3 separate regions of the Homo sapiens genome follow, and regions 2 and 3 are each linked to region 1. The links are chromatin loops, found by intact Hi-C in ENCODE. Cell type or tissue: HCT116. All regions are shown on one strand. Links, peaks and the distances in the headings refer to the core of each region. The heading gives the core; the rest is flanking DNA. Region 1 has its middle 39 kb from the start of GLI2. Region 2 overlaps GLI2 (GLI family zinc finger 2). Region 3 overlaps CLASP1 (cytoplasmic linker associated protein 1).

What was found. A loop is a pair of places that touch in the nucleus more often than their neighbours do. Peaks named below come from ENCODE experiments on the same cell type or tissue, not always from the same donor. Only the 100,000 strongest peaks of a DNase experiment are listed, where the experiment ranks them.
Region 2: a loop joins it to region 1, with 2.5 times the contacts of the local background. A loop is called at or near these places in 4 of 110 quality-filtered maps.
Region 3: a loop joins it to region 1, with 6 times the contacts of the local background. A loop is called at or near these places in 9 of 110 quality-filtered maps.

What each region holds. Positions count from the first base shown.
Region 1 is chr2:120,691,310-120,701,474 of GRCh38, reverse strand. No RefSeq gene overlaps it. Among named protein-coding and RNA genes, the nearest start is that of GLI2, 39 kb to the left of the region's middle. In HCT116, for the core only: a CTCF peak has its summit at 5,686 (motif pointing left); DNase peaks (open chromatin) are centred at 1,966 and 5,654.
Region 2 is chr2:120,877,953-120,888,117 of GRCh38, reverse strand. All of the region lies in intron 2 of GLI2 (GLI family zinc finger 2), which reads right to left. Among named protein-coding and RNA genes, the nearest start is that of GLI2, 150 kb to the right of the region's middle. RefSeq lists an enhancer at 681-1,248. In HCT116, for the core only: a CTCF peak has its summit at 4,353 (motif pointing right); no DNase peak of the experiment used is centred there.
Region 3 is chr2:121,352,541-121,360,540 of GRCh38, reverse strand. All of the region lies in intron 38 of CLASP1 (cytoplasmic linker associated protein 1), which reads left to right. Among named protein-coding and RNA genes, the nearest start is that of TFCP2L1, 71 kb to the right of the region's middle. In HCT116, for the core only: a CTCF peak has its summit at 4,271 (motif pointing right); a DNase peak (open chromatin) is centred at 4,300.

The DNA.
Region 1 (10,165 bases), core at 1,199-9,198:
AGGCCTAAGGAGTTTTCAGGGCTTTTTGAAGCTTTCACTCCCAAGTCTGTCACAGAAGAAGGTTAACCGAGGGAGCTGGGGAAGATAGCCTCTGGCCAGACTCAGGACTTCAGGGAGGGCTGAAACCTACAGGATCCCAATGTTGACCTGTTAGACGCTGGCTCCAGCTCCCCCGCCACTGTCACCCCAGGGTGAGGACGCCGGAATTCCCTTAGAAGTGTAAGGAGGCTGAGAGGTGACCCCCTGCTCTCCCCACCAGGCTGGGAGTCCAGACGTTCAGATGACAGTGAGACCCTCTCAGGCTCCATGTAAAACTTAGATTTTTTTTAGGAGACTTCGATAGTTTAGAAATGACTTTATTCTACCTTTGTAATAAAATATTAATACTGAAAAGGCAAGGGTTAAATCCCCAGGGGAGACTTGATTCTGGCAGAGGAATTGGAGGATTAGTTCAGGCTCTTCCTAAGGCATCTGGTACTACTCTTCATAATAATAATTTTTAAATAACAGATTGCATGGTGACTGGAGTTCCAGCTACTCAGGAGGATGAGGCAGGGGGATCGCTTGTACGCAGGAGTTTGACATCAGCCTGGGTAACATAGCAAGACCCTGTTTCTAAAAGTAAGTTTTTTTTTGTTTTTGTTTTTGTTTTTGTTTTTTTGAGAAACAGGCTGGTTCTACTGGAGTGCAGTGGTGTTATCTCTGCTCACTGCAGCCTTGACCTCCCGGGCTCAAGCAATCCTCCTGTCTCAGCCCCCCAAGTAGCTAGGACTACAGGTGTGTGCCACTACGCCCTGCTAAGTTTTGTATTTTTTGTAGAGATGAGGTTTTGCCATGTTGCTCTGGCTGGTTTCCAAGTCCTGAGCTCAAGCGATCCATCTATCTTGGCCTTCCAAAGTGCTGGGATTATAGGCATGAGCCACTGCACCCTTCCTAAAAAATTTTTTTTTAATTGGCCAGGTGTCATGGTGTGTGCCTCTAGTCCCAGCTCTCAGCTACTTGGGAGGCTGAGGCAGGAGGATGGCTTGAGCCCAGGAGTTTGAGCCTGCAGTGAGCTATAATTGCACCATTGTACTCCAGTCTGGGCAACAGAGCAAGACCCTGTCTCAAAATAAACAAACAAACAAACAAATAAAATTTTAGTGGAAATATACAGATTTCTGCATGGTGTTAAGGAAAAAATTTATTTAACAACACTTCTTCAAGCTTGGTAAGGAAGACTTTACTCAGGACCACTGAGAGAGGTAGAGGGGCCAATGTAACGGAGCCCTGCAGTGGGGGAGGGATTGGGTTCAACTCCAAAAGCAGCACAGGCAAGTGGGGCTGTACAGCCAAGGGGCCGTGTGGGGTCAGCAGATAGAAAATTACTAAGAGTCAAGTTCAAGGGTAAGGGGGATCCTGGCTAAACCCAGCCAACAGGATTCTTGATGAAGGCAGGCTGAGGTGATCAGACATCACCTGGGGGAGGAGGAAACCTACTGAATATTAAGGGGAGCATATGTTGAAAGTGAAGGTTCTTGCTAAACTGGGTTAGCAGGGTTCTTCCTAAAACTGGATTTTACAAAGAAGTACACTAATGGGCCTAGAGAAGGTTCAGGAGCTGGACTGAAGTTTGGTTAAGCAAGGACTCTTTGTCAGTCGCTAATTTCCCAACTGCCTTTATGTCTTTGCTCAAATATCACCTTCTGTAAGCGGTCGGCCGTGACCACACCCCCAGGATGCCTGGGCCCCTGCCTTGCTCCGGTTTGTTTTTCCCATAGCACGTCTCATGCCACAAATCCCTCTAGAATATACTTATTTACTCAATGGATTTCTGTTGTCTGCCTTGCCCCACCAGCACCCAAGCTTGACAAGGGTGAGGTTTGGGCCTGCTTTGTCCCCATCAGGAGCCTAAGTGTTAACAGTCACATCTGCCAAGTGAATGACCAGATGTCAAGTGCTGTGAGTGAGCCGATGTGTGCCACCTCCTGGCTTTTGTCACACCAGGAGGAGGAGCCAAGCTTCGGTGACCTGCCCAGGATGACGCAGCCACTGTGCAGGAGTTAAGCCCCTGTGCCTGCCCCTGCCCACAATTCTCCTGCCTCCAGACCCCTTGCAGGAGCAGCACAGTCACAATCATGGCACTCCCTGTGGGCCTGGCAGCAAAGTCACACATACCTCACCTCTCAGAGAGATTTCTAGCTTCCAGGGAAGGATAAGGGATGTTTAAACTACTGGAAGTAATTGTCCAACAGAACATAACCTGAAAAAGCCAAATGAACGGAACACAGCTCTGAAACAAGAACAGGAATCAATGAGAGAAGAAGATTCTAATTATAGAACCCTGAATCTACTCACAACTTTCCCCAGAAAGCATCTTTTAAGTTGAGTAAGGCCAACTTCATTTCCAAGCACTGACTCAAAGGACGTTTCCAGAGCAGAGAATTCTAGAATGTTTCTTGATAATCCAATCTGGGTCACTCTTAAAAAAGATTTTAAATTTACTTCTTATCTATCTCTGTAGAAAGTGAGAAGAGAGGGGGTAAGTCCAGAAGACATGAATGGGGAAAGAAAACGTGCTATCTGTTGAGATATTTCAAAGGGACACCCATTTCCACCTACATGTTCCAGTTACTATGCTGCATAATGCGTTACCCAGAAACTTCACAGCTTGGAGCAACCCTCTTAACATGCTCACAGATTCTATTGGTCAGGGCTTCAGACCTGTTGGTCAGGGCCCAGCAGAGGATGGCTCCTCTCTGCTCCATGCTGTCCGGACCTCAGCTGGGAAGACTCCATGCCAGGACTTGAGCTGGAGCTGCTGAACCAAGCATCTTCCCATGGGCCACCTGTGACACTTGGGCATCTTCCCAGCACGGCCACCTTGAGGGGTGTTTAGACTTCATCCTTGACAGCTCAGGGACACAAAAGCTAGTGACCCCACAAACAAGCAGAAGCCTAATGGACTTTTCAAATGGACCCAGGCTTGGAAGTCACTCTGTGTCATATCTGCCACACCATTTGGGTGACAAATTAGTCACACAAGTCTATCCAGATTCAAGCTCCAAGGGGTAGAGATCACTCAAAGAATTTGTAATCATACAAAGGAAGAACAAACGGCTCTAAATCAAGTCACCCCCATTAAATTTTTTTTAACTAAAGACATCGTCTTCAGTCTTTTATTGTTTACTCCTAATGTGAAAAATTATTTTATTTTTAAAAATTGTGTTAAAACATATGTAACATAAAATTTACCATTTTATTTTTTTTTTTTTGAGATGGAGTCTGGCTCTGTCGCCCAGGCTGGAGTGCAGTGGTGCGATTTTGGCTCACTGCAACCTCTGCCTCCAAGGTTCAAGCAATTCTCCTGCCTCAGCCTCCTGAGTAGTGGGGATCACAGGTGCCCGCCACCACACCCGGCTAATTTTTTTGTATTTTTAGTAGAGATGGAGTCTCACCATGTTGGCCAGGCAGGTTTTGAACGCCTGACCTCAAGTAATCCACCCACCTCGGCCTCCCCAAAGTGCTAGGTTTACAGGCATGAGCCACTGTGCCCGGCCCATTTTAATTATTTTAAACTGTACAGTTCAATGGCATCAAGTACATTCCCATTGTTATGCCACCGTCGCCACCATCCATCTGCAGAACTCTTGCATCCTGTAAAACTGAAGCTCTGCACCCACTAAACAGCAACTCCTAGTTCCCCATCTCCCCAGCCCCCAGCAACTGCCATTCTACTTTCTGTCTCTATGATGTTAACTACTTTAGGATCCTCACATAAGTGGAATGCAGCAGTATATGTCCTTTTGGACTGCCTTATCTCACTCAGCATAATGGCCTCAAAGGTCTATGTTCTAGCATGTGTCAGAATTTCCTTCTTTCCAAGGCTGAATTATATTCCATTGTATGGAGAGGTCACATTGTATTTATCCACTCATCCGTTGATGGGCACTTTGGTTGCTGTACCTTTTGGTTATTGTGAATAATGCTGCTATGAACTTCAGTGTACAAACATCTCTTCTATCTCTGCTTTCAATTCTTTTGGGTATATTCTCAGAAGCGCAATTGCTGGATCCTATGGTAATTCTATTTTTATTTATTTATTTATTTATTTTTTGAGACGGGATTCTTCTCTGTTGCCCAGGCTGGAGTGCAGTGGCATCATCACAGCTCACTGTAGCCTCTGCCTTCTGGGCTCAGGTGATCCTCCCACCTCAGCCTCTTGGGTAGCTGGGACTACAGGCATGCATCATAATGCTTGACTAATTTTCTGTACTTTTAGTAGAGACAGGGTTTCACCGTATTTCTCAGGCTGGTCTCGAATTTCTGGGCTCAAGTGATCCACCCACCTCGGCCTCCCAAAATGTTGAGATTACAGATGTGAGCCACCATGCCTGACGGTAATTCTATGTTTAATATTTTGAGGAATAGCCATATGGTTTCCATAGCAACTGCACCATTTTACATTCCCACCTACAGTGCACAACAGTTCCAATTTCTTTCCATCCTTGCCAACTCGTGTTATTTTCTACTTTTTTGATGTTAGCCATCTTAATTGGTGTGAGTGATTAAATGCATTTTATTTACATTTGATCCTGAGAAAATCTCTTGAGATACCTACCATGATGATCACCCCAAGTCTTAGAAAAAAGAAAACTAAAGAGAAGAGAAGCTAGTAAGTGGTGTTGCCAGAATTAAAATCCAGGCCTGCCAATCACCAGTCTCTCCTAGTGGGGGCTGCTTGGAACTGAAGATCCCTCAAAATTCTCCAGTTCTTCTGGGAAGCCCCTCCCTCCCTTCCCCAGCCCCTGTCCCATCTCTCTTGCCTTGCCTGGCCACCCATCCTGTCTGAATTCACTAACCCGGAACCAGGTTCTAGTGGGACTCAGTGATGGCCACATTGACGTAAGCAGCCAAGGGAAGCAATATAGTGTGTAGAACAAGAGTCCTGAGGCTACGAATCAGATGCTAGGGTTGAAGGCTTGAGTCTGAGTGTGAGATTTCAGGCATTTACCCAAGAAACTCAACCAGTCTGGAGCTCAATTTGCTCTTCCACAAAATGGGAGGAAGCAAGGGGGTGGTGAGACCACGGGGAGATAAAATGAAGTGCTGAAATGACATGCAACGTGAGCCTTGTTGTTTGCAGTGTGCCATTTAGCTGTCGTTTTGGGGTGTTTTCCCTTAGAGGCTTCAGCTTATCCCTCTGCACTCCTAGCTGCTTTCTGCCGCTGGGCCGCAGCCGCGTTTCTGATGCCACCACGGAAGGGGAAAGCCGAGCAGTCCCTGCCATTTCGTGCTTTTAGGACGCAGCACAAAGTGTGCTGGGCAGAGCTTGGACTTCGAATGCAGACGGCTGGCTTCTGATTCCCCCTCTGCCACTGAGCAGCGGGGCGTTACTCTGCCTGGCTTCCTCTGCCACAAAATAGGCTTCCAAATGCCGTTTTGCGGGGCTGCTGCAAATGGAATTTGCTCATAGTTGTCCGGGGCCCAGCACTGTGTCTGAAATGCTGTAGATGCTCAATAAATGCTGGGTTATTCCCCTTGGTACAGAAAGAGGGCTGCAGGATGCAAAGGCCAAAATACTCCAGGAAATATGACGCTGAGCTGAGAGCGCATTGCTCCCTCTACGGTCAGATCTCCGTCCCGCGGTTTTTGCGGTCCCGACTATTGCTGTCGGAGGACGGCAGTGGAGCGACTCTATTCTTAATTCGACTCTTCCACCTGGTGGCGGATTGCTAAAATGCACTTTTGGAGTTGGGATCCAATTTGAATGCCCTGCTCAGAGCAATTTGAGGACTGGAGCCAGAATTGTCACTCTGTTCCACCCTCTAGCCATCCACCCACTTCGTTATTTCCATTGTCCTCCGGGACTCTCCTCTTTCCCCGAGCCCCCCAGCGGAGTAGACGCAGCTGTGAGGCTGCAGGACCGGAAGATTTGCGGTGTTCTTCCCGAGAGGGCTTTCTATGCCCAGAGATCAGGAGGATGGGAGAAAGAGAAGGGAAGGATAGGGGCCACGTGGACTGAAGGAGTAAGAAACCCGGGTCTGGAGACGGAGCTTGCAGTGAGCCGAGATCGCGCCACTGCACTCCAGCCTGGGCGACAGAGCAAGACTCCGTCTCAAAAAAAAAAAAAAAAAAAGAAAAAGAAAAAAAGAAAGAAAAAGAAGAAGAAGAAGAAAAGGAAAGAAAAGAAACCCAGGTCTTCTGGGGGCTGACGGGTTTCCATGGGGGGCCTTCTCACTTTTTTACTCCCTTAGGAGAGGCAACCGCCTTCCTTGGAGGCCAGGTTTGGAGGCTTCTCCACGAGATCACAGAAGTTCTGCCAACTCCCCAACCTGTCCAATGGGTCCTAGGCTCTTTATGCCTTAGAACAGAAGTCAGGGGACTTGGACACATTGTGGAGTGATATGGGACACTCTCTCCTCTGAGAAACAGATGACCCTCCAAGAGGCGCCAGCAGTGGAGCACTGTCTGGAGCATTTTGGGGTCCTGCTTGGAATGCTGCTATCTAATAAGCCTGGGGCGTTCTGGGGTGGCCACCTGGCAGCTTTTGGACCTGAGCCAACAAGTCTCTGTGATTTACCTCGTAGGATCATTCCTTTTGGGCAGTAGGTGGTGAGAAGAACAGTGTGAGGACATCAGCGCAACCAGCCATGGTTGGGAGCAGGAGACAGGGGCGCCTTGTATGTGCTCTCCAGGCTGTCCCCACCTCCTTCCATGTGCGATGTCAGTGCCCTGAATCAGAGTACTGGCTGGAAGGCCTTCCCCCCGAGCCCCTGCCACTGGAGCAGGTGGGAGTGTGGGCGTGGGGGGATGCTGGAGGAACATCCTCAAACCTGACACCCTGGTACAGCCCAAGGAAGAGGGGCTGATCATGGCTTCTCTGCCCATCTGAGCCCAGTCAGCGTCAAAAGCCCTTTCCAGGCAGCCTGGAGAACACCTTCCCACCAGGATGTCTTATTAATGAAATCAATAATGAAATCATTACCGAGGACATTATCAAATGCTCCTGCCTCTTCTGGGAGCTGCTGCTTAGAAAACAGGAAGGATGGGCTTTTCCCAAAACTCATGTTGAACGGTTTCAGACATCCAGAAAAGTTGAAACAACAGGTCTATGTCACTTAGATTCTACAATTCTTAATATTTTGTCATGCTTGGTTCCTTTCCACCTTTTCCATAGATGTAACACAGATATATGTAGATACACACACACACGCATGCACACATGTTTTTATGTGTGTGGGTCAGTTTGAAAGTTGCTGACTCGGTGACATTTCACCCTCTTTAACAGACATCTCTTAAGAATAGGGATATTCTCCTCTGTAACCATGAGACCATTACTGTACTTAAGAAAGTCACCAACAGTTCAGTAATACCTAATATTGAATCCATTTTCAAATTTTCAGAGTTGTCGCCTAAATGTCTTTGATGGCTGATTTTTTTTTTTTTTTGAGCTGGGATCCGATCAAGATCACATATTACATTTGCTGGTTATGGTTTTTTGTCTTTAGTCCCTTTTAATTTAGAAGGATTTAGCTGGGCGTGGTGGCTCATGCCTGTAATCTCAGCATTTTGGGAGGCTAAAGTGGGTGGATCACCTGAGGCCAGGAGTTCGAGACCAGCCTGACCAAAATGGTGAAACCCAGTCTCTACTAAAAATACAAAAATTAGCCGGCATGGTGGTGCACACCTGTAGTCCCAGCTACTCGGGAGGCTGACACAGGAGAATCACCTGAACCTAGGAGGCGGTGGTTGCAGTGAGCCCAGATTGTGCCACTGCACTCCAACCTGGGTGATGGAGAGAGACAGTCTCAAAAAAAAAAAAAAAAAAAAAGGAAAGAAAAAAAATTAAAAGGATTCTCTAGCCTTTTTTTAAAAAAAGAAATCTTCATGTCATTGACATTTTCAGAGCATGCAGATCAATTGTTTCGCAGACATTCTCTCACTTTGACTCTGTTGGGTCTTTTTCCTTCGTGACTAGAATCAGGTTTTCTGCACAAATCCTATGTGGGGAACGTGGGGTCCTTCTTGGTGCATGGCTTCAGAGGCACATGAGGCCAGGTTGTTGGACTAACAGTGATGCTGGTGACATCCCCTGGTTAGGGTGATGTTAGGCAGATCGATGTGTCATCTCCATCAGTATTGTTTCTGATGTCCTCATGGCCCCAGCATTAGTCAGTGGAAACCCATCAGACAACTTCCTATGTCTGTTTATCCTGGCCCTGATTAGTCTTCAATAACACCCTTGTTTCTGGCACCAGACATCCAAGATTTGCCTTGTCTCTTCCAGCCCAGACCTGGAACCACCTATTTCTCCAGGGAGGCCTGGTTCTTTGAGTGGAGAAGGGTATTTAAAAATCCAAGACTGGGACCTAACTGTGCTCCTCACTAGTAGACAGAGCTGGGCAATGGGCATATTAACTCAGGAGTGGATGCCGGTGCCAGGAAGAGGGTGTGGGACCCAGGGCAGAGGCACAGTCAGAGGTGTTGGCTGAGTGTCCGAAACCAGGGTCTGAGAAGGTCTGGAGTTGCTGGGAGAGCTGATAGGTGCCACCTTTGGGATTTTTCCTGACTTCAAACTCGATGACTCCACAGAGCCTGTGGCGAGATGCCTAAGTGATTAACTTCTGAGCAGGGCTGGAAGAAAGGCTTTGGGGCGCTGTGAGGTTGAGACCTTGGTGTGGAGGGAAATGTGGGCCTGTACTGCTCAGTCAGCCTCTAAGATGGGTGGGCTGCACACAATCACCCCTTCCCGGTCAGTGCTAGAGCTGGGAGTGGGGTGGGGAGGAAGTTGAGGGCCAGTCAGAGAAGAAGGAGGGGTGAGGGGGTGCCCCACTATGGGATCCCTGCAGTTGGGAACCCCATAAAAAGGCATCAAAACAAACCTGAGGCCAGGTGCGGTGGCTCATACTTGTAATCCCAGCACTTTGGGAGGTTGAGGTGAGTGGATCACCTGAGGTCAGGAGTTTGAGACCAGCCTGGCCAATGTGGTGAAACCCCGTCTCTACCAAAAATACAAAACTTAGCCGAGCATGGTGGCACATGCGCCTGTAATCCCTGCTACTTGGGAGGCTGAGGCAGGAGAATTGCTGGAACCTGGGAGGTGGAGGTTACAGTGAGCTGAGATTGCACCACTGCACTCCAGCCTGGGCGACAGAGCGAGACTCTGTCTCAAAAAACAACAACAACGACAAACAAACAAACAACAAAAAAACCCCACAAACCCGAGCATCACCACCAGCTTCCTAGGACTCCCAAAAGCAGGGTGGGAGCCAAGAATTCTCCATGGAGGGGAAGAGGTCCCAAGCCCCCACAGATTGGGGCTCCGCTTTGATCTGTCTCAGCTGGTGGGCCCAGCGCAGCAGAAGGGCCAGCAGAGAGGAGCACGTTTACAATGAGCAGTGCACCTTGGAGGTTGTTTTGTGGCTTTGCACAGAGAGGCGTCTAAAGCTTCTTTATGACTGCAGCGTTCCATTGTGTGGATTTACCAAATGTTATCTCATTTTATCCAACCAGCACCCTATTGATGGCTATTGAGGCTGCTCCCAGAGTGTTTTGCTATTACAAACTGTATTCTGATGAATAGTCTTGTACATGGGTTTTTGTGCATTAATAAGAGTTTGTCTTGGGATACATTCCTACAAGTTGAAATGCTGATTCAAAGGCATTATTTAATTCCTCAAGCTGCCTTCCACAGAGGTTGCACCCTCCTACTACCATTGGCAACATGAGTGTCTGATTTGGAAGGCTGGCGGAGTAAACACATTGTGGTCCCTACCAACATGGCTGCTGTGGTCCCTACCAAGATGGCTGCTGTGCTCCGGGCTGGGTGAGCACACTAGATGTGCACAGAATCCATTTTTGTTACAGATCAGGTTTCAAGCACAAACGCACAGGTGCCCTTCCTGGCAGCTGCTTCCAATGGCAATGCCCCAGCAGCTGCCTGTCTCTCCTGACATGCTTAAGGGTGCAGGCCGAGGAAGGCCCAGTGGGCTGTCTGCAAGTTGAGGGAGGCACTCAAGGCAGAAGTCAAGTGCTCCTGGGTTGCAAACCTGGAATAAACTGGAATGGTTGCTAGGACAAGGAGCCTCATGCAGGCAGGGGTGGCATGTTTCCAGTGTAACCATCATGGAATATATGTAATCATAGCAGTGTAATGATAATGCTATGCAATTTTTGTCTCCCC
Region 2 (10,165 bases), core at 1,103-9,102, 190 kb before region 1:
GCAGGTGACAGAGCAGGGGCTTAACAGGTCCCACGCAAGGCTCAGCTGGGGAAGGCCACTCCAAATCACTTTGGCAAACTTGAACTGAACCGCAGGCCACCGCAGCCGGGAAAACAAACAAGAGCCTGTCGGCCAGGTCCTGCTAGCTGTGCCCAAGCTGCAGCTCCCCTCTCCCTGGCTTGGAGTGGAGCAATAAAAGGGGTTTGTGAATGCATGTCCCAAGCTTCTTAGCGCCTGTCATATTGATCTAGCACTGCGTTAGGATCCCCGGGCCCTCTCAAGGACCTGGGCAAACGCTGGTATTAGCGCTCCCCTTCCTCTTAAGAGTGTGCTGAGCAGTCACTCCACTGTTTCCCAAGGAGGAGACCCCCGACCCTGACAATCCATCAAGTGAATGCAAATTGTGGCCCAGACAAAACCAGGCAAACAGCACCCCGCTCCGGGATAATGGCCTCTGTGGGAGAAGGGCGCTTCCAACAATGATTGCTGTGTACATATCCCACTAAATACCCAAACTTCTGATTAGCCCCATCATGATTTGTGTGTGCACCGCCTCTTTTGAATGGCTCCCAAGTACATGGTACAAGTTGACTCAAGCCTAACCTCAAACAGTGGCCTTCCCGGGCTTCGCCAGCGCGGGGAGTGGGCTATACATAGCTCTCTCTGCTGTTGATTACAAGCCTTTTGGAAATCCAACACGCAGCCCAGCAAGGAAAAGAGCACGGTGAGAGGGTGATAATCACAGGCTCCAGGCTCCGGCTGGAATTGATCTAATTTGGTGAGTATCAATTCAGGTTCACTGTGGGGGAATATTCCCAGGTCGCCTGAGCTGCATATTTGCAGGAAGAGATCAAAAGCACCAGAATGGGATGTTCCCTCCCACAAGCAGGCTGGGGGATCTTGTGGGCGGGGGGTGCTCTGTGGCTTGTGACATCTACCACTTGCCATGTGGGAGTTTTCAGGCAGGGCATCTGGCCATCTGCTTTCAAGGACCACAGGCATTGATCGGGGGCCAGCGTCTGAGGTGTGCTTGGGAAGCCAGGCATCTTCCCACAGTGTCACTGGCACCTACGGAGGAAAAACGTGAGTGTGTTGGATGAGTATTTTCACCATGTGTTTCTGCATCTGCGTCTCGGGCCCAGATCTCTCTTCTGAGCCCTGGATCTCTCCGTCCAGCCCTTGCGTGAGCCCCAGGCATCTTGGATGTGCCTCGCCTGACACAGACAGACCGTGGCATCTTCTCCCAGCACCTTGTGCTTGCTCCTGGGCAGGGTCTCCTGCCTCAGCAAGGGCACCGCCATCCACCCAGCCAGCAACGTCTGGGGTTCCTTGGGGCCCTGGGTCCACCCACCAGGTGCGGCTTGGGGCCAGCATGCAGGCTACCGCAGTCCCACTCCAGGCCCCTTTATTTCCTGTCTGTCTCAGCAGCTCACTAAGCAGGCTCCCAGCCTTTCCACCTCTGCCTCACCCACTCACGCCCCTCAGGAAGGCTAGTATGAGCTCTCTGGAGCGCAGGTCTGACCCTGCCACTCCCTTTCATAAACACTTTGGGGCTGTGCCCAGTGGTTCATGCCTGTAATCCCAGCACTTAGGGAGGCCAAGGTGGGAGTATCACTTGAGTCCAGGAGTTCGAGATCAGCCTGGGCAAAATAATGAGACCTCTTCTCTACAAAAAATTTAAAAACTTAGCTAAGTGTGGTGGTGCGCGCCTGTGGTCCCAACTACTCCAGTGGCTGAGGTGGGAGAATCGCTTAAGCCCAGCAGGACAAGGCTGCAGTGAGCCATGATCAATGACACTGCACTCCAGCCTGGGCAAACAGCAAGACCCTGACTCAAAAAACAAAACAAAACAAAACAAAACAAAACAAAACAAAACAAAACAAAAACCCAAAACCAAAATATACACGCACACACACACACACACACACACACACACACACACACACACACACACACACTTTGGAAAAATTAGAATAGGGGTTCCAAGACCCTGTCTCAAAAAAAAACCCCAAAACCAAAACACACAGACACACACACACACACAAATTTACTTTGGAAAAATGAGAATAGGGGTTCTCACCTCCTGAGGCCAGCATGAGGATGGCACGCTAATGCATGTAAAATTATCTGGTATATAACAGGTGCTCAGTAAATGGAGTTACTTCCCTTTTTCATTTTCTTAGAGCCAAAGAATGACAGAAGTATGGTTTTAGCTCACGGCCCTGTGTGATAATAATGATCACTTGAATGTGAATGATAGTGTCCCACACGTGAGGCCCCGCTCCCACACATGACCAGGTAGAGGGGAGTTTGGTGCTAGCAGATTCTCCCTCCTCCTGTGTCTGTCATCCTCCAACTCCAAGTACAGAGGCCTCAGCTTCCAGGGAGCAGAGGCAATTTTATTTTTAATCCTCCCCGTGGCCTCAAGCCTGAGTCCCTCTGCCCACCTGCTAGACGCCTCCTGCTGCCAGCAGCTGCCTCAAGGGCCCTGTGTGTCCGAGTGGGCACTGGACGCTGCCTGTTGCTATAGCTGCCCCGCCCCAGGCCCCGAGGCCTCTGAGGCAGTCGGTGAGATGAACATGGGATCAGTCAGTGAAGGGCCATGAAAACACACGCTGCCCCAGAAGGGACGGGTGGAAAGGCCTTGTCAGCATTTCCGAGGCTGGGGTGGCCAGGCTCAGGGGAGCCACCCTCGGAAGGCAGCCTCCCCAGAGGCCAGCTGTGAGACTGCAGCTGCTGCCTTTGAGGTTGAGGGGCCATTTACAAAGCCCAGTGAGCTTGGCAATGTAGCTGCAGCTTCACTCTCTGGAGCAGGCATCTGACAACATGGCCCTGTGACAATGACAGTGTCTATTTACTGGGTCTCTTCCATGGGCCAGGCCCAGCAACAGAGAAAGGCATACAGAGAAAGGTTCACCCTCTAGGACCCGGTCTGCATGATGTGCAGAAGGGAGATCTCTTCCCTGGGGGTGATGAGATCGGGGAAAGCCTCCTGGAGGTTGTGATATTTGAGCTGTATTTGAAAGGCAATAAGCTCTAGAGGGGCAGTGAGGTTGGGGTGGGAGGATTCAGCAGACACTGAACACTTCCAAGATGGAAGGCAAGAAATGAATGGAGAGGGAGCCAGGAGCAGCCCAGCTGTTAGGATAGTGGGGAAAGCAGGAGTGAGGCCGGCTGATGATGCTCCCGCCATGGCAGCAATGGTAGGAGGTGGGGGCTGTGGGAGAAGATTACAGGAAGAACCCCACCTTCCGGCCCAGGGGGTGAGCAGATGTTGGGCCCCCACGCGCCACTCTCCCAGCAAGGAGGCGAGGCAAGGCTGAGCAGAAGCCTGTGGCTGGCAGGACAAACACTTGCTGGCTCCGTGCTGCCCACTCTAGCTGGACTCCGACGGCCACCCTAATGTCACTCAGCTTAGGGGCGGGTGAACTGCGGGGACCCAGCCTGATTAAATCCACTGTCTCAACCCAGGCCCAAGCTGTATATCTCCAGCGTGGGGGAAGTGACACCTCACAGCCTGCACACAGCTTCATTTCTGAAAAGAATGTGTGAGGGGGAAGGTCAGGAGACAGGCACAGCCGTAAATTTGATGGAAGGTTTAGCTGGAAACCCCATTAAATCCACACACGGCTCAATGCTGGGCAATGTCCTTCCTCCGAGTCTGCTGAATGGGGCCAGGGAGGTGAGGGACTCACTAAGTAATGTCCTCATTTTTTGGTGTCTCCTATTACCCAGGGGATGAAAAACCCATTACCCATAAGGTTTAGTGGCACTTGGTCCCAAGACTGCAATACTGTCCTTTACCTACGCTCTCCCCTTGGCCCGCACATGGGCGCGCAGCCTCTGCTGGCCTCTGTCCACTCCACCATCCGTGCGGACGACCTCACTCTCCCTGCAGCCCACGCCTGGGTCTCACAGACCCTGGATCCTGCTCCCCAAGGATGGGCGCTCTCTCCCCTTCATGGTGTGGCCTGGCAAAGTGTGACCTAGGCCAGGAAAGCTGGTGTTCTGTGGTTGTGAGCCCAGCACTGAGCTGCCCCTGGCCCCTAAAGTCTCCCCCAGGGCTGGGGCTGCCCTAACTTCAGGTGGTGGCTATGCAAAAGTATGAGCAGGAACACAGGGGTGGCCTGCGGAAGGGTGCAAATCCCCACTCTCCAAAATCAGGCCTCCACACACTCATCTGCTGCGGGGGTCTGGAGCACAGACAATTTTCCTTGGAAGGGAGTCCCCCGTAGAGATAGGGGCTAGAGGCCTGGATCTAGCGGCTTTCTTCTACCTCTCCGACTCTCCCACTCCCTACCCCCACCACCAGGGGCCAGAGGCTACCTATCATTGCAAGTATCCCTCATCCAAGACTCAGCCAAACAACCACACAGAATAGTGAGGATGACAGAAGTGGGTTCAGATCTGAGCTATGTGACCACAGTGAATGATTACACTTCTCTGAGCCTCGGTTTCCTCATCTGTTAAACAGGATTACAATAATAACTACCCTCATGAGACTGCTGTAGGGACTTAACGGGTCAGCGTAGCAAATGCTCTACAAATACCTGCACACACCAGAGCTTCCTGTACAGTGCGGCTGTCTTCTTCAAGGTTATCGTGGGTTTGTTTGTTTATTTGTTTGTTTTGAGACAAGGTTTCGCTCTGTCACCTGGGCTGGGGTGCAGTGGTGCGACCTTAGTTAACTGTAGCCTCAACCTCTTGGCCTCAAGTGATCCTCCCACCTCAGCCTTCCAAGTAGCTGGGACTGTAGGCACGTGCCACCATGCTCGGCTAATTTTTCTTTTTTAAAATAGAGATGGGGTTTTGCCATGTTGCCCAGGCTTGTCTCAAACTCCTGGGCTCAAGCGATCTGCTCACCTTTACCTCCCAACTTGCTGGGATTACAGGTGTGAGCCACCAGCCCGGCCAAGGTTATCTTTTAGGCTTGATAAAAGCATAGACCTTTTCATGAGAGCAGATGCAAACAAAAGGCTAAACCCACGGAAGGAACCTATTACTTCTCTCTCAAAAGCCCCAGCTAAACATACTTTATGATGCCATTTATATGATATTCAGGAAAAGGCAAAATTATAGGGATGGGAAACATAATAGAGTGTGCCAGGGGCTGTTGGGGGTAGGAGGGTGGGAGAGCAGCTACGGAAGGACAGGATGCCCGCTCTGGGGAGAGGGAACTGTTCTGTATCTTGGTTGTGATGGTTACACAACCGTATACATTTGTTAAAATTAACAGAACTGTATGCCTCAAAAGGGTGTATTTTACTATATGTAATTTACACCTTCATAAACCTGATTTTAAGATAGACAAAATGAGAAGAAAAAAAAAAGACCCACTTAAGACCAGATGTGAGACCAAACCAGCTATCTCAGCCCTGGAGGGCAAGGAAGATGAAGTGGTTCTGGAGTAATGCCAGCAGGACCCAGAGGGGACGTCCTGGATGGCGGTCAGATCCACATGTCCAGTGAGGGACAGAAGACCCAGGGATCCGACAGAGGAGGGTGGGCCCAGACACCCGCGCTCAAAGACAGCCCAGCAGGCCTGCTGCCAGTGCTTGTCGGCTTCGCGTTGCAGCCAAAGCCACCGCCCTCTCCCAAGCTTGACCTTCCCTCCATCTGCGTTCCACAAATTCACAGAGCTTTGGAGGGACTCCAGGGACACACACCTACATTTCACAGGCGAGCGAACTGAGGCCATGAAGTGAGGAGTGCTGATCACATCCCGCAGCCGGCAGCAGCTGACGCCTGCAGCGGGCGCCCTCCAGCCCAAGCAGCATCTCCCGGGTGATCCTTCACCACCTTCACTCCTTCCCTGTGGTGAGCTGCCCTGGAGACCCAACCCAAGGCCTCACGCCCTGGCTGCCTTCCCTCACGTTGTCCATGTCACCTGGCCTCCTGGAAGGAGGATGTGGCTCCTGGAACTCCCTCCTTCCAGAAGCCAGAGCCCCTAAAGGTCAAGTTCACTGTAGGCAGCCACATGGGTCCAGAGACCAGACGTAAACTCACAGCCAAGTTCAACTCCTGAAGTGGTGTGAATTGTTTGATCTGCAAGTTATAGCCACTGCACCCTGGACCTGGATAGTGTATTCTGGAATCAACCTACAGGGCCTTAGTTGTCCCCTATGACATTCCATCCCAAAAGACCTGGACCATTCGTTGCCAGCTATCTTTGGTTGCTGGGCTGACATTCAGAGCCCCAACTCCCTTTGCTATTCCAAAAGTTCATGATGCCGCCAGCTCCACCTGCCCTCCTTCCCACATGCCCCTCTCCCACCTGTCTTGCCCTCTACTGTCCCCACGACTGTTCTCCCCCACTGTCTTCTCCCACTGTTCTCCCCACTGTTCTCCCGGCGACCGTGCCACTCCGCACTGTTCTCCCCCGCACTGTCCTCCCCCACCTGCCCTCTCCCCACTGTCCTCCCGACTATCCTCCCCCCACCTGCCGTCCCCACACTGTCCTCCCCCAAACTGCCCTCCTTGCACTGTCCTCCCCCACCTGTCCTCCCCCCCGCCACCCCAGCTATCCTCCCACTACCTGCCCTCCCCTACCTGTCCTCCCCACCACTGTCTTTCCCCCACTGTCCTCCTCCCACCTGCCCTCCCTTGACCTGCCCTCTCCCCACTGTCTTCCCCACGACTGTCCTCCCCCAACCTGTCCACCTTCCACAGTCCTCCCACTCCTGCCCTCCCCTACCTGTCCTCCCCTCACCTGTCCTCCCCCCACCTGCCCTCTCCCCACTGTCCTCCCTGCCACTGTCCTTCTCCACCCATCCTCCTCCCCACCTGTCCTCTGACATTCAAGCAGGACCCTGGGGAAGGGGGCCAGGCCTTTCACAAGGAGATACTGCCCAGCCTCAGTGCTTCTAGGCATGGTGTAGGGAACTTCAGGGATGTGTTGACTATGACAGGGTATTTGGAGTAGGATTCAGAAGCCCTGAACTTGAGTTGCCTTTCTTGAAAGCGTCACATTGAAGATCTTGGAACCTCTGTGTGCCTGAAAGGGTGTCAGGTGCTTTAGATAAATTTGCTTAGTTAATTCCACCGACCATCTTATAAGGTTAGTGACTTGCCCCCATTTTACAGATTCAGAAATGGAGGTGCACAAGGTTATGTTATCATGGTAACAGGGGGTGCTGCCTTCGAAGGATGGCAAATAAGAAAGACAAATTTCACATTTTGCTCCCTGGTGGGGGCAGGGGGGGATATTTGCATTTCCATCCATGTAGCTAGGTAGATGCTATGCTGGGACTTGTGTTCAATGGCTGAAAACAATTATTCAACACCCCAGATTAAGCTCATTTTCACCTCACATACCAACATTTTAATTTTCAAAAGCAGTTCAAATCACAATTCTGCTAGAGAAAGACATACTTTAGCCAGGAGGTACACATTTATAATCTCTCTCATACGCAGATACCTCAATTGTCCTAACCTAGCCCATAGCTGCTTTTTTCTGGTTTTCTTGCTGTCTGGGGTGTTTCAGGACCTGGACAGAAAAACCACAGGCTCAGCCTCTTGGTGGGGCAAAGCAGAGCTATGTTTGTTTGTGAATGACCACAGATGTGACCTGGTTTCCCCTCCTGCGGGCAGAGCCGGGGCTGGAACAGGTGGTGGAGTTGGAAAGAGAGCCCTTGTCTGCGAGGCGGGGAAGGAGGAAGGAGGATGGCGGGGTGATGGGGACTTCAGGCAATGGGATTAAACCTCAGAGGCTGGACTTCGGTGGGGAAGATGGATGAATTTAATCAGCCCTCTTGCCTTAAACCTGAATGAAAAGTAATGAAGTTTGCCCAATTCTCTAATTAAAATTCCCAACTAGCAAAACTCCAATGGCTGTGCAGTGGAAATTCATGTAAAACAGAGAGAAAACAAAGCATCTGGACGACGGGCTCTAAGCTGGCGACCACTCAGCACTACCTGTTTGCAGAGACAAACCTTTCGCTTTTCCATCCCTCACACTCCAGGGTCCTTTAAGACAACTTTCTTTCCCCAGTAACAGCCCCCTACAGGATGAAGGTTGGGAAGTCAGACACAGCCCAGTTTAACACTGTGCACAGAGAGGGAATAAAGCAGCTTGAAGCGGCACCTCTGGCCACACCGATTTATTCCTACCCTCGTCTCTAGCATGATGTGCAGAAATATGAAAATATACACACTTCCCTATATGAGCATTTTAACCAGCACTTAAAATCCTAAATGCTGAAATATGGCTGGCCGTGGAGGCTCAGCTAGAGGCTGGAGAAAATGACTGGCTGGCTTCTCTGGCTCAAGAGCCCGCCTCCCGCGGCAGACGGGCTCTCATAGGTTACAAGCTCCTCATTAGAACAGGCGCGTGCAGAGTTTAACACACTCAATTGGAATCTACTGCTTTTCGTCCACAAACTCCTAAGTAGTAATTATGGGTTACTGCAGGGTGACAGCCCAGCCGTTAAGTGACTCCAGCCTGAGATTCATCCAGGCATCCAGCCCGTGGTGGGGCCGCAGCCAGAGGCAGGCAGGTGGCCACGTGTCACCTGAGAGTGCTGTCCAGCCCGCCGTGGCCTGGCTGGGGTGCCATCCGACCACTGTGGACACCATCCTCCTCCTAACTGCTCATGCTGCCTCCCCACGCACGGGTGAGGAACTACTGCACTGATCTCAGGTTATCTCCTGCCTGGCTAGGAGGTCTCTCTATGTTCACTCTGGGGCTCCCTCCAATCCACCAGAATGAGGATTCTAACACAAAAACCTGATCAAAACCCAAGCTCTGAAGCTGGGCACACAGCCCCTCCAGACCTGGCTGCAACTGACTCTCCAGCCCTTCCCAACACTCAGCTGCAGCCACTAAGTGCCTCCACTAGTACCAAGCCCTTTTTCATCTCACCCATTGTCCTGGGAACAAGTCTGGGCTGCACAGTGTCTGGCGAAAGGCCTCATGCTGGGCCCCAGGAAAGCACATAAGCCATAGAAAGTGAAGTCCCTGCCCCTCCTGGGGAAGGAAACTGATCCGCAACCGAGATCCATGAGCTAATGCCAGGCCCAGGCAGCCAGCAGCCAGCGCCATTCCAAACCCCACGGGGCAATGCCGGAGGAGACACACACTATCCTCTCCATGCTCGCAGACTGAGCTTCTGAGGATGCTGAGATAACAGAATTGGGCAAGAAGGGGTGAGCTGGAGGACTGCAGCCAGAAGAAAGATTTTTTTTTTTTTTTAAGATGGAGTCTCGCTCTGTCACCCAGGCTGGAGTGCAGTGGTGTGATCTCGGTTCACTGCAACCTCTGCCTCCTGGGTTCAAGCGATTCTCCTGACTTCCTGAGTAGCTGGGATTACAGGCACGCACCACCACGCCCGGCTAATTTTTTGTATTTTTAGTAGAGACGGGGTTTCACTGTGTTAGCCAGGATGGTCTCGATCTCCTGACCTGTGATCCGCCTGCCTTGGCCTCCCAAAGTGCTGAGATTACAGGCGTGAGCCACCGTGCCTGGCCGAAAGATTTTTAAAACCAGAAAAATGAGACCAAGTGTGTTTTTTCTTTTTGTGACAGGATATGAGTTTAAAAAAATAACTTTTATACTGTGTATGTAATTCTGTATCCTTTTTTTCCTTTTAATATTGTACTATGTCATTAAGATTCTTCATAAATATTTCAGTGGATTCATACTGTCTCAGTCCATAGCTAGACACTAATTTATTTAAACTTTCCCCTTTATTCAGCCAAGTCTTTAAACACCATAAAGTGACTTTACTGCAACCATGATTCTGCTTAGGCAGCTCTTCCTGGACCTAATTTTTTGTATAAAGAGATGGGCTTCCTCAGTTAGAGCCATTATTGGCAAGAAGAAATAACTAATACATTTGACGGTGGTATCGTAAGGAGAAAAGATTGTCTTGACTTCCTTGCTCTGCCCCTGGGAGGGAGGATACACATAATGAATATCTGTGGCTGAAGGAAGAACAAATAGGTAAGTGAGGGAGTCAGTGAATCACAGAATATTCCCCCAGGTCTATTTTTCTGAAGTTCACAATTCTTCAGTTTCTCATCAGGGACCCAGGCTCAGTCAACACTTTAATGTATCCATATTGATCTCAACAGTTTTTCCTAGATGTTAATATAAAAGAATGTTCGAGAAAATAAATCTTTTAATAGCAAATTCCAGTATCAAAACTAAGGCAATTGGTACAACCAC
Region 3 (8,000 bases), core at 1-8,000, 660 kb before region 1:
TTGCCATTTTTTAGGGCAGAAGGCTGAGATGCACATAAAGTTTGTGTTGTAGGCATCTTGTTGGCATATTAATATGGCACGTAATAGTTCTCTAGTCCTTCCATTTTCTTATCATTGCATTCAATTCTTATGACTCCAAACATTTATTGAAAAGGATCTGAAATGTTTCTAGACTTACTTTATTAGTCATACAAAGTCATAGTCTATTTTCCTGTCTTATTAATACTTCCAAAGTTTGTTTATCCCAAAGTTAGCTCTCTTGGAGCTTCGTTCTCAATAAGAAGCTAGTTGGTTTTATATTCCCAGACAAAAACTGGGCTTCAGCAGGAGATGAAGAGCGTAAGACTCGGCAGGTTAACATGGGGCTGCTTTTAGAGATATTGGCACCAGCTGCCCTTCTCTTGCCAGCGTGACGTTACCACACCAGCATGTGCACTGTGGCTCTGACTATGTGACTGCAGCGAGGAAGGACAGCTTCTTGAAATACAATTTCTGTAAATTGAAATTTGTCACAAAAGCTGTTTGGGAAGATGGATGAGATAGGACTGACGATAAGATGGCTTGTTTTCTCATATAAGCAAGCGTCTGCTTTGTCAGTTTCTTTCAAAAGAAGCTATATGTGCAGAATGTGTTTCTTACACATTGAAAATGTGCCAAGTACCAAATCTGTCTCAGACACCATTCATCCAAAGCTAACATACATGTTCTATAGTAAGCAAGATAGATGAAGGATTTGGACACCAATTTAGAGTTTTTATTTTAAAATTTGGTGTTTCTGAGCTTAGACATAATGTTTTCATAGTCCCTATTTGAGTAAGTCTCTTTCATTATCTAACTTCTTTATCTTTTTAGTAAATAAATTTTGCTATTGAGTTTCAGTGCCTCATTAATGAAGTTACCGTGGTTTGCAGTAGAGTTGGCATTTAGCAAATACCTTAAAGGGCTAAGGCCTTGAGAGTGACCTTTTAAAATTTTGAGCCCATTTTCTGTTTCCAAGAGAACTCCATGAATTTGAACTCTTCTTATATTAGAATTTGTAATCTGTTTGTTAGAGCTGGTACAGAACCTCTCCTTTGGTGATTAAAAAGAGAGGATTAAATAAGAGAATTGATACTACAAAGAGATTCTGGGGTCAGTGTGAGATAAAAATCTTGAGGCAGAAAACCTGGTTTTTAGTCCTGCGTCTGCTGTTGTCCAGCTGTCCCCAGTTTCATCATCTTAGTATAACCCTGAATAAGCAGCTCTGCTGTGAGAATGAAAGATATTATGATATAGAAATATGCTTTTAAAATTGTCATATGCTATACAAATGTTGCTACATAAAACTGTTCTCAGACATCCTTATTCATTTCAAAAGTGCCCATTTCTCAGGAAATAGTTGATATACTAATTATAAATCATTGTATGCACACTTAATGCAAGAATATTTGTTGCTGCCAGTCAGTGTGATGTGCATATAGTACCCATAATGTTGAAGTTCACAGTAAATGTTTTATTTAAACTTGAAAGAAGCCCAACTGTTTTTTGAAGATATTCTGTAATTGAGGTTTTCTGATCATTAGACTTAGCTTATTCTGAACTTTGCCACATTAGTGAATATCCAGTTACACTTGTCTGTTAAAAGAGGAAAATATTAGCATCATTCATGTCACTGTGCTGGATCACCAAACATTTCTTGCTACACACACAAAGGTCGTGGTGTTTAAGGCACCAGAATCCAGCTTCAAGTGGTTTGGCTTGTTTTGGGAAGTTTGATTCTTAGATAAATATAAAACCACCAGTAGTATGTCTTCAGGGGTTTTATTTTTAAATCATTTCTAGTTAACTTTTTATTTTATGACTTTAAAGAATTAAAATGGCAAAATCAGACCAAAGTTATTTATAAAAGAAAGAGAACTTCCTGGGAACTTGTCTGGTTTCTGATTCGCCCAGCCAGCATGGTATCTCATGCAGTCCTTTAGACAAATGCCATAGTCAGAGAGAAGCACCAGTGTGCCAGAGAAGATATGTGATCAAATACCAGTTAGAATCACTAGCTGACCTCATCTCAGCCAGACCCCCTGCGCTCAGGAATGGCCCTTAGGTGCCTCTCAGGGCAGCAGTCATTTGTATCAATGGGCACTGGGAAATAATATACTGCATGAACTCTGGAGAAATGCCTTTACCCCTCTGTACTTTGGTTTTTCCTTATCTCTTACCCTATCAAGTGGACTAGGTGATTATCTGTGTTTCATCCAGCCTCAAGATAATACAGGTTGCTGTTGAGTAGCAAACCAAAATCCTCAAATTCTAAATTTTCAGTTTTCCCTAGGCCCAACCTTGGGATATGACCAGAAGCCCCATTTCCTTTGTAGGTTTTTGCTTTTTAATAAAAAGACAAAACCCCAAAACCTGTTTAGCTTCATTGAGAGATTCCAAGTTACTGAGCCAGCAGTCATACTAACAGCACAAACTCCAATAAATGTTTGATGATTGATGGGTAGTGGTGTACTGTAGTCTTCAAGGTCCTTACGGTTTAGTTGAGGTTAAAGCAGAGTCGTGTGGTTCAAAGTGAAATACACCAGGAGTTTAGGAGTGGGCTAGAATAGTCAAGGAAGAGTTCCTTAGGGAGTTAGAACCTGAGATGGGCTGAAAAGGAGCACATAGGGAGAGAACTTTAGCTAGGAGCCAAGGCCATGTGGCCAAGGGAGGGGGCATGGGCTTGGAAGACACTCCTGGGTTGAACCCTGCTGAGCCAAGATGGCAGGAGACTTACCATTTTGTGAGCCCTCATATTCTCTGTGTCGAGTGGAGAAACATAGCCCACCTCACAGGCTTGTAAAGTGCCAGGCACAGTGTCTATTTCTGAGTGGCAGCTGTGGTGGCGGCTGCTCCTGCTGTTATTCATAGGTAGGGGAGTAGTTCTGCCTCGCTGATGAACTGACTCTCAAGGAGCCAGATGTGACACCTGCCCTTTAGTTCTTGTAGCTTCAGAAAGAGCCATAACTTAATGTCAAAACCTTTGAGTTTGGGGTTTGAAGGCCTGGGTTCACATGCTGCTTTTGCCAGCTCGGGGGCTGTGATTGTGGACAAGTCATAGACACTCTGGATATCTAAAGCACTTGTATGCTGGGTGGGAGGTGGGGGGCAGGTGTTTTATACCCTGCGCTGAGAGGCTAGCATTAAAGTCAAGTGAGGTAAGGTGGTTGACATTGTTGAAAATTGAAGATAGTATCCTTTTTATACTCTTCCATTGAAGAAAGTAGACTGATTTTGAATAGAATTGTTGTCAAGTTTTTAAAATTCTACATAAAGCAGATATAACTGCATTTCTCTAAATACACCGAAGAAGCTATTAAATGCAATTGAGTAAACTCTAAAACACCAGTCAAAAATACGACTTGTATTTTTTGACTACTGCTTTGTTTGGAATCCGTCTATATTTGTGCTGGGGTAGCCGGTACATTGTCAGCGTTAGGCTAGGAAATGCCATGGGTTTTTAGAGATGGATACCGGAATTAGAATGCCAAAGAGAAGCCTTAAACGTGCTGCCCAGCTTCCCATCTGATGCTGAGCACCTCCTGAGAGGCCAGCCCAGCCTCTGCAGCATCTCCAGGACAGCAGGACACACCACCTCCTGGGCTCCCAGCCCCTCTTTCCACTCCTTCTCATCATTTGTCCCTGTTGGCCCTAGTTCTACCCCTTAGAGTAGAACAGAATAAATCTCCCACCTAAGAACCTGACCACATTTGAAGATATCCATTGTGTTGCCCTGAATCTCCTTTTCCAGGCAAGGATGTGATGACTGTCTTGTTAGAGGTCATTTCATACAGACACTACTTCTCAAGATCTTCAAAGCTTCCTGGAATTTTGTGCATGCACATTTTTCAGGGGAAAAGACTCATCAGGTAGAGTTGGATGATAAGATTTTATAATCTGAAATACTTTTAAAATAATTGATTCAGATTCTCCCTTTCGTTTTACTGATGAGGAAAACCGAGGCATAGAAAGTGAAGAAATTTACCCCAAGCTCGCTTGGCTAGTTGATGCCAGAACCAGAGCCAAAACTCAGGTCTCCAGACTTATAGCCTGGAACTTTTCTTCTCCCCTCCCTCTGGTACTGAGCCTAGCTAAGTGAGGACTCTCGTCCCAGGTTCAGGGCCATGCTGGCACTCCGTTGTAAATCCCAGGACCATGTCAGTGCCAATCTGGGGCATTGGTCGTTTTTCCCCAGTCTACTGGTGGATACTTAAACTCAGGGTCAATCCAATTTTTTAAGGTCTTTCTGGCCTTTCCCAGAAGGTGGCGCTAAACTCTTCCTTAGCTTCCACACGATTGAGTAGCTAAGCTCAAGACGCTGCTATGAAGAGTTCTTTGATTCCAGCCACTGTTGTTCCTGGACCTTTGCTTTTTTTTTTTGACTCAACCAGTTATTCTGGTGTGTCTGTGACAGAGCCAGATCAAACCTTGTGAACCTAAAAAACATGCAATCCAAATTTTGAAAACTTTGTGCTAAAAGAAACCTTTAAGCAAACATTCACCAGTATTCTGAGTAATGATCCAATTTTAAAAAGCTAGATGTGAAAATTACGCTTTTCTTAGCTAGACACTATTACTTCACTGACTTTGAAAGGTGAAGGAGTGCTGTGTTTCTAATGAGACTGTAGCAGAATTGGAATAGTTTTTGATGACTTCAAGGCAGATTATAACCCAGAAGTCTTTTTGATCCTGTCCTCTTTGAATAGTCCCTCACCCCTTTCTAAATCCTTGCCACTTCTGGCCACCTTGTGTACTAAGTGGTGTTGTCTTCCTTTGTTTCTGCTGCCCATGTTGACTTTTGCTCTCTGTTTGCTTACATTTATAATCTTTGCTTCTTATGTTACATAGAACACAGGGGCAAAACCTGAAGTTCACCCTGATTCAGGCAGCTTGCCAAAGCCAGGGGTTTGGCATATAGAGGGAAGTTGAGAACACCTACCTCCCTTGCCAAAACCAGCGTCTGTCTTGGGAAACTTTCTCTAACCCCAGTGAAAAAGAGGGCCTCAAACTACCCATCTTAATGTGCAGCTTCTGACATTTTATTTTCAGACATTTTAGAACCAAAGCCCTCATCCACATTAGATACATTTGATCATCCGGGCGTGGTGGCTCACACCGGTAATCCCAACACTTTGGGAGGCCGAGGTGGGCAGATCACTTGAGGTCAGGAGTTTGAGACCAGCCTGGCCAACTTGGTGAAACCCTGTCTCTACTAAAAATACAAAAAAATTAGCTAGGCGTGGTGGTGTGCGCCTGTAGTCCCAGCTACTCGGAGGCTGAGGCAGGAGAATCGCTTGAACCCACCAAGATGGCGCCACTGCACTCCAGCCTGGGCAACAGAGCAAGACTCTGTCTCAAAATAAAATAAAATAATAGATACATTTCACCAAATGCTTCATGCAGGCCACATCCAGAATTCCTGGATTTTTGTAAGATGAAGGGCTCCTTGGGTTTGGGTTTCAGCTCAGCAGATCTGAAACAGCCTTTTTTCCCAGCAGCTCTCTGTAGGATAATTCACTTTAACCTGAAGGGCAATAGAGTGCAGGAGATGGGGAGGAGAGAAGGAAAACCACGAGTTCTCACCACGAACCCGGCAATCAGTTACCTGGCCTCACTAATCCTCGTTGCAACCCCGAAGAGCACCAGGAGGCCTTAGCTTGCTCCTGTCAAGCCTGGAAAGCAATGCTGCTGACTCTTGAATCCTGTCTCCAGAGCCGTGTTCTTTCCACCCACTGAGCTGCTTCCCACCTCCCAGGGGACCTCAGATATTGACTCCTGTGCATCAGTGCTTTCTAATTTTGATACGCTACAGAATCCGGTGTTTTCTGACCTTTTGTTTCTTTCTCCAGGTTTTGAAAACAGAGGCCTAAAAGTTCCTTAGCTTTCAGGCTGGTGTGTTATGATACTTGGGCAGTAATTTCTTGCACTAGAAAGCCAGCAGTTTCTGAGCATGGTTTCATTGCTAGGCCAGATTAGATAAGAGAGGGACTGTCTCCTTCCACTTTTCACCATCCACTCAGCTGTGTGTAACTCAGCCACATAGGTACACAGCCACGTGCTTGGCTTTCCCAAACACACACAGACTCTGAGACCTGCACAAATGGAGGAGGAAGAAAAGCGCCCCGTCTGAGGTAACCCATTACCTGACAGAGCTCTTCCAAGAAACATGCCGGTCCTCCTCAGACAATTGGTGACTGGAAAAACCTGAGCTGAAGTCTCTTTTCCAAAGAACTAGTCTGTTGCTTTTCCAGTGTGTCACCTGGAATGGGACTCTCTGGGCCTGGTACAGTAGATTTTTCTACAGCCCAAGTTGATCATTTGTAGATAACCTGCCATGCTCCTAGTTTTCTGTGCTAGCTCCTTAGGAAAAATGTAAATCCAAGTCAATGTGGCATGCTCCAGATGTGACTTTGTGAGTCATGAGCATTAAAAATATGTACGCTGGCCTGGGTGTAGTGGTTCATGCTTGTAATCCCAGCATTTTGGGAGGCTGAGGTGGGCAGATCATTTGAAACCAGTTTGGGTAACATAGCGAGACCCCATCTCACATACTGAGACCCCTACAAAAAACTTAAAATATTATGTGTGCCTGTAATCCCACCTACTTGGGAGGCTAAGGTAGGAGGATCGCTTGAGCCCAGGAGATCGAGGCTGCAGTGAGCCATGATCACACCATCGCACTCCAGCCTGGGCAACAGAGCAAGACCCTATCTGTGTGTGTGTGTGTGTGCGTGCATGTGCACACGCACACTATGGGGAAATTAGTTCAACAGCTATTTATTGAGCACCTGGCGTATACTGGACATTGTGCCAGTCATGGGAATAGAAAGATAGCTAAGATGGGATCTTGCCTTCAAGGAACTTTTAGTCTAGTGGGAGGGACAATTTCAGCAAAATATTTACCTGCAGTGATAAAATAAAGCATACACATGGTGAGGCTTCCTGGGAGTTGTGTTGCAGTAAGTCCTCAGGATGACTTGGCCAGGGGCATAGAGATGTGGCTGGGCAGGGTGTGGGCAGGGAGAGGAAGCACCACACAGGCAGGAAGGAGCTAGGCCTTGCTGAGGAACCTCAGGCATCTTAGAGGTCATTGGAGAGGGCATACCCATCATGATGTTGGCACTGGACCCCAGGGAAGGAGCTGGCTTACCAGTGTTACCCATTCTTAGAACATTCAGTGTGATGACTGGGCCTCTGTGGAGTCTCGGGGTCACAAAGCTCTGCCCCCTTCACCCCCGATCCCCAGCAACTTGGGAGCTCCCGGCTCAGCTGCTGTGCCTTCTGGTGGTGCCTCTGCTGCTGAGCTCCACTCTGGTGTCATTCCTCCACCAACACCTAGCTTGTGTTTTGTTTTTGTTTGAGATGGGGTTTCTCCATGTTGCCCGGGCTGGTCTCAAATTCCTGGGCTCAAGTGATCCACCCAGCACAGCCTTCCAAGTAGCTGGGGTTACAGGTGTGAGCCTCCATGTATGGCTTAGCCATCATGTGTTTTGTAGCTAAAATATACCAAGCTGGTTTACATCTTGTCTCAATTCAGATAACTGTGAAAGTAGATACTTTAAAATCCTCATTTTAGGCTGGTCGCAGTGGCTCTGTAATCCCAGCACTTTGGAGGCTGAGGTGGGTGGATCACTTGAGGCCAGGAGTTTGAGACCAGCCTGGTCAACGTGGTGAAACCCCGTCTCTACTAAAAATACAAAAATTAGCTGGGTGTGGTGGCACGCACCTGTAATCCCAGCTACTTGGGAGGCTGAGGCATGAGAATCGCTTGAACCCAGAAGCAGAGGTTGCAGTGAGCCCAGATGACTCTATTGCACTCCAGCCTGAATGATAGAGTGAGACTCTGTCTCAAAAAATTAAAAATAAAATCCTCATTTTAGGAGTTTTTATTAAAAAATGGAAGCTTAGACCAAGGAAGTTTTTTGCCAGAGGATTCAACTAAGGTTTGTCTCCTGTGCTTCTCTCAGAGGCTGAGAATATGC